Linked DNA regions of Mus musculus: region 1 is linked to region 2. Evidence: chromatin loops called from intact Hi-C (ENCODE). Cell type or tissue: left cerebral cortex. All regions are shown on one strand. Each heading gives the region's core, and the rest is flanking DNA. Links, peaks and the distances in the headings are about the cores only.

What was found. Hi-C counts contacts between places; a loop is a spot of excess contacts. Peaks named below come from ENCODE experiments on the same cell type or tissue, not always from the same donor. Only the 100,000 strongest peaks of a DNase experiment are listed, where the experiment ranks them.
Region 1: it touches region 2 in a loop (2.2-fold over the local background); 2 of 42 quality-filtered maps call a loop at or near these places.

The regions. Positions count from the first base shown.
Region 1 is chr14:17,980,289-17,983,210 of GRCm38, reverse strand. All of the region lies in intron 4 of Thrb (thyroid hormone receptor beta), which reads right to left. Among named protein-coding and RNA genes, the nearest start is that of Nr1d2, 260 kb to the left of the region's middle. In left cerebral cortex, for the core only: no CTCF peak of the experiment used is centred there; DNase peaks (open chromatin) are centred at 1,075, 1,243 and 1,494.
Region 2 is chr14:18,185,957-18,188,878 of GRCm38, reverse strand. No RefSeq gene overlaps it. Among named protein-coding and RNA genes, the nearest start is that of Nr1d2, 52 kb to the left of the region's middle. In left cerebral cortex, for the core only: a CTCF peak has its summit at 1,635; a DNase peak (open chromatin) is centred at 1,646.

The DNA.
Region 1 (2,922 bases), core at 163-2,662, 210 kb after region 2:
CCAAACATTAAAACATAAAACCACAAATGCTAACTTTTCTAAAAACCTAATTAAATATACTATATTATATCATAAGATTAACTTTACAGAAAAGCTTGCCTTTGGAGACTAACGGGCATCATGATCTTGCAAATGACAGCAACCCAGGAATTTTGTTCCTTTCACAGATCCTACATATCATACTTAGAATAAAGAGGTTTCTGGAATATCTATTACAGAATTTAAACTCTCTAGAAGTTGCAGCTAAGTCCCCTGTGAGGTACTTGTTTGTCTCTTTGATCTTTTGGTAATGGAAAAATGTCCTTTTGATAGAAAATTAAGAACTATGCTTATTAAAATGAATAAATATTAAATTTATTTTAATAGTGGATATTTTGAAAAATATCTCACTTGCTTTTATATAATGAGTTTATTCTTCACGTTTGAAGTCTACTACATTTTAGGGAGCAGTGCCTAAGTAAAGAGGGTTCATTTCTGTTTGACTTTGACATTCTAAAAGCATGACACAGTTATCAACATCTTCTCTACATGCATCAGTAAATAACATCAAAATGAAAATGAACATTTGTAAATCATAACCCATTAACATCTCAGAGCCAATGAGAAAGCCTTAGACCATTTAGCTAGCTAATGAGAACGGGCTCTCAGTAGGAAGAGTCAAGTGAATTTGTGGTCTGAATTGGGATCTTCCTCCCGCTATCCCAAAGAGGGAATCCCTTGATGTATATATATATTAGCAGAGAAGCCAGTAACACTCACTCTGGACAGCATGCATCTCTGCCCATATATGCCATGCGTGACCGTGACAACCAGCTTTCTGTAGCTGTCATAGAAAGAGAAAGCAGGCGTTTGGTAACTTCTGTACTCACCAGAGCCCTCACTCATTCAGCAACCCCTCTTACTGCTGTTTGAATTTCAAATCTCTGGTGCTCAAATGCAAAGATTCAAGGAAGCTGATGCAATAACATTTTAAAATGAAACAGAAACCAAGAGAAGCTAGAGTCCCTACCTTTTTTTTGTGAGTGCGGTGGCGACTGCACTTGAGGAAAAGGCTTTTCTTCAGGGAGATGTGCAGGCTGGCTGGACTGACTGAGGGCCATGTCCAAGTCAGAGTCCTTGCTTTTAAACAGGTTTCCAGGGTAACTACAGGTATAAGGCTGATTCACTGCCCAGGCCTGTTCCATATATATGCTGCTACTGGGCACAGCTTGGACATCACGACCACTGAGAGCCGGACTGTCTTCCAGATATGCGAGGTAGTCAGTGACCTGCATGTAGCAGTTGCTGCTGGCAGCTGGGCACACTTCGTGTACCTCTGGCATACAGTAGTTCATTTTGCTATCCAGGTTCAGGTTCTACTTTACATATACACACGCTCTACGCATGCATTTGCCAGCCCCCTGAACCATGGAGCCGTGCATATACTCGGAGAGCATACATACATACACATGAAACAAGAGAGGAGATGAATAAACACCACCAGCCCAGCAACCTCGCCTGCCTCACTTCAGAGTAGCACCTGATGTGCCAAGACCCAGCTTCGACGCTGCATCTTCAAGCTCTCCTGCTGTTCTGCTGCCGTGAAGAACAGACTTAGGGCTGTAAAGGTCTTAAGCTGTGGATGCAGCTTATTGCTGGGGAAAATGGCAGGCAGGTAGGAATGGTCTGTACTTGGCTTAGACAGTGACAGTGAAAAGGTGCCTATTATGCTGGGGCCAGGAAGTTCATTTTATACATGGGTTTTAACCTCTTTCCACGTGATTAGGAAATGATTACTCATTACTGCCCTTATGGTTGACAACTTAAGCATCAAACATTAGACATCTTAGAACATATCCTCGCACACACAGACAATCCTAAAATCAATAATCTAGTTTCTTAGTGTGAACCAGAGAAAAGCCACTAGTAATGAGTCTGGCAATTGGCTCTGAGACATTAATCTAGTTGTTCAAACTTCAATGTGGAGTCCATCAACTGAATGTCACCTTGGCTTCCAACAGCCAGATTTGGCTATCTTCCAGGCTAGGTCCCACTGGTCATACTTTCTAATGCTGGTGGAGTCCTGAGTTCTGATCTGTTCCTCACAGCTGGTCAGTTTCTGTATTGTCAATACTGACTAACATAAGACCTAAAGATCAACTAAACGCTATTCTTTGTGTTTTGTGGCCACTGAATGTGTGCCTGTGCTCAGTCTGAGGGACATCCCTACTCAAAAGCAGCTGTCATGATCTCTGTGTGCACAGCCTCACTCTGATCAGAGGCTCCTGGGAAGTCTTAGGCATGTTTTACTTCCAAATCTGCCTTTGAAATTATTTTCCAGCTTTAATGTCATTTAAGTAGTATTTATATATCTGACATTTAAAAACAGTGATCCAAAAAGGAAAACACACTTTCTGTAAAATTGCAATCTTTTTAAATAAATAAGTACTGGATTAGAACATGAGTGTTTGCTAAGAATATTATGAACAGTTCTCTTGAGTGTATGTGTGGCGTGTACATGCAATCATGACATGTGTATATGTGTTCTAGATCATGACATCATGCTATGGGTTTCTCTCAGAAAACTTTCAGAGACTCTCAGGTGGGAGTCACAGGTCATAATGTTTGCATTTGAGTTCGTGGTGGTGCTCAGACTTTGTCATTTCTCACCTGAGGACCGTGGTGATTATCAGTTCATGGGGACGGGATTATTATCAGCTTATGGTGATAAGACCATTACTTTGTACATGTTGTTCTCATCATAACCATAACATGGAATTAAGTGGCAGGGTCACACACAGTAGGAAGGGGAGGGTTGAGTATTAAACAACCACTCAAGAAACTGCCTGTGAGTTACAACCCAAGCATGGAGGTGGCAGATTCAGACAAGGCTGTACTTCCAGGTCATGGTCCCTGGCACTAGGGAAGCCTGGTTATTAAATG
Region 2 (2,922 bases), core at 205-2,704:
TGAAGTCTTTAGGAATGGCATCAAGACTGTTCTGCCATGGCTGAGGGGATGGATCACTTTAAGAGCACTGGCTATTCTTCCAGAAGACAGAATCTAGCATCCACATGGCAGCTCATGATAACCCATAACTTCAGTGGGAATGTACAGGCACTGTACACACATATATTACCATATATGTGTGTACATATAAACATATAGGCGAAACACTCATAAAACAAGCATAATTCTAAAAAAAAATTAAATGAAAAAGAAGTGTTATACTAGGGTTGGGAAGATGGATCAGTGGTTAAAGTACTTACCATGCCAGCAAGAGTGCTGTGGTTCAGATCCTCAGAACCCGCGGAAGGCAAAGACAGGGGATTACCCCACAGCAAGCTTGTTAGCAGACACTAGGTGAGCTCTGGGTTTGCTGGAACGACCCTGCCTCAAATGATAATGTAGAGGAGAGATCGAAAACAACCCTGATATTTCACCTTGGCTTCTGCATACAGACAAGCACACTCACATACATTTACCGCACACACATGCACACTAATCCTAGCACCAGGGAGGAAAGGCCATCCTGGGGCATATAACAAGACTTTCCTCAAAACAAAACCAAACAGCACACCTGCCAGAAATGGTCGGACATGCCCGTAATGCAGCACTCAGGAGGCTGAGGCAAGAGATCATCAAGATCTGGGCTACTTATTTATAATAGCCAGAAGCTGGAAAGAAACCAGATGTCCCTCAACAGAGGAATGGATACAGAAAATGTGGTACATTTACACAATGGAGTACTCCTCAGCTATTAAACAATGAATTCATGAAATTCTTAGGCAAATCTGGAGGATATCATCCTGTGTAAGGTAACCCAATCACAAAAGATCACACATGATATGCACTCACTGATAAGTGGATATTAACACAGAAACTTAGAATACCCAAGATACAATTTGCAAAACACATGAAACTCAAGATGAAGGAAGACCAAAGTGTGGATACTTCACTCCTTCTTAGAATGGGGAAGAAAATACCCATGGAAGGAGTTACAGAGACAAAGTTCACAGCTGAGACTGAAGGAAGGACCATCCAGAGAATGCCCCGCCTGGGGATCCGTCCCATATACAACCACCAAACCCAGACACTATTGCAGATGCCAACAAGAGCTCGCTGACAGGACCCTGATATAGCTCTCCCTTGTGAGGCTCTGCCAGTGCCTGACAAATACAGAAGTGGATGCTCACAGTCATCTATTGGATGGAATACAGGGCCTCTAATGAAGGAGCTAGAGAAAGTACCCAAGGAGCTAAAGGGGTCTGCAACCCTATAGGAGGAACAACAATATGAACTAACCAGTACTCCCCAGAGCTGTGTCTCTAGTTGCATATATAGCAGAGGATGGCCTAGTCGGCCATCAATGGGAGGAGAGGCCCTTGGTCTTGTGAAGATCATATGCCCCAGTACAGGGGAATGCCAGGGCCTGGAAGCGGGAGTGGGTGGTTTGGGGAGCAGGGCAGGGGGAGGGTATATGGGGCTTTGGGGAAATGTAAATGAAGAAAATATCTAATAATAATAAAAAAAGATCTGGGCTACATCAGGATATCCTGTATCAAGGAGTCAAAGGCAGTGTTACCTGCTAATTCTCAGTTTACCATAAGGCGGCGCTATAGCACCAGGGATTTCATCGCAAGTTACAATTCAGAGAAATGAGGCAAGTTACAATTCAGAGAAATGAGGCCCGTTTTCTGGTTAATGTTTGTTTTTTCAGGCTCAAAAGGAAAACTGTTTAAAAAAAATAAGCAGTTTATCAGACATTGAGACAAAGACGTCGAGGGGAAAGACAAACTGTTGCTTCAAGGACAGCAAAAAAAAAAAAAAAAAAAAAAAAAAAAGTTCCTGCGCAAGTAAAAGCTGAGCCGCCTGTAAGCATAGTTTAAAAACAAAACAAAACAACAAAAGCAAAACTTCAGAGGAGGAGAAAATCAAAAGGTTGAAAATCAGAGGGAACCAGAGGACCATGAAGACCATCCACAGGCCTTGTTGGAGCTGCGGATCAGCGGGAACAATCTAGGGAGTGAGCTGGGAATGAGGAGATTGACCTTGCTGGACACTTAGGTTGCTTGCTGGTTAGTCCCAAGTGCTGCACAAGCCACACGTAGGTCTGACCTGGGCTGGCTTTGAACTCGAGATCCTGGCAATTGCCCCAGCATTGCCTGCAAGTGAAGTGAGAATGAGACAGATGAATTGGGATTTTAGTTAAAGAGGTTGGGGCTGTTTTGACAGCCTAATTAAGTTATTTACAGCAGAAATGGTTGTATTTAGAGAGTGTCATTTGTGTTAGCTTACTGAGGGTTATAGCGATGTACCAAAGGCAAGACTTTACTCTTGCACTTGATTGTAAAAACAGCTTTTCTTCAGAATTTTTTTTTATTAAAAATAATTTATTTTTAATTGTGTGTGTTGTGAATGTACAGGTGAGTGCAGAGGTCAGAAGGTGGAGATGGACTTATAAGTTCTTGTGAGCCTGAAGTTGGTGCTAGGAACCCATCTTGGGTCCTTGGAAAAAGAGCAGCCTGTGCTACTGACCAGATTAAAAATAGATAAATGTGGGAAAGTTCTGGAGAGGGGGCTGGAGAGATGGCCCAGCAAACTGCAGAGTGCTGGGTCATAGGTCTTCTATATTCAGGATTCTTGGTGTGTGTGTGTGTGTGTGTGTGTGTGTGTGTGTGTGTGTGTGTGTGTGTGTGGTGTGCTGTCCCATGGTGGTTGTTTACATTATTCATCTTCTCACTTACATCTTTTCTATGACCATGTCAACTGTGATGATTGGTAATGTACAGGAGAGTCTAGCAGGGGCATGCAGTTACTGGCACACTCTTGATGGAAAGTTGGTCTTCCTCAGGTTGGGGAAGAGAGCAAACAGCTTTAGGAGGAACACAC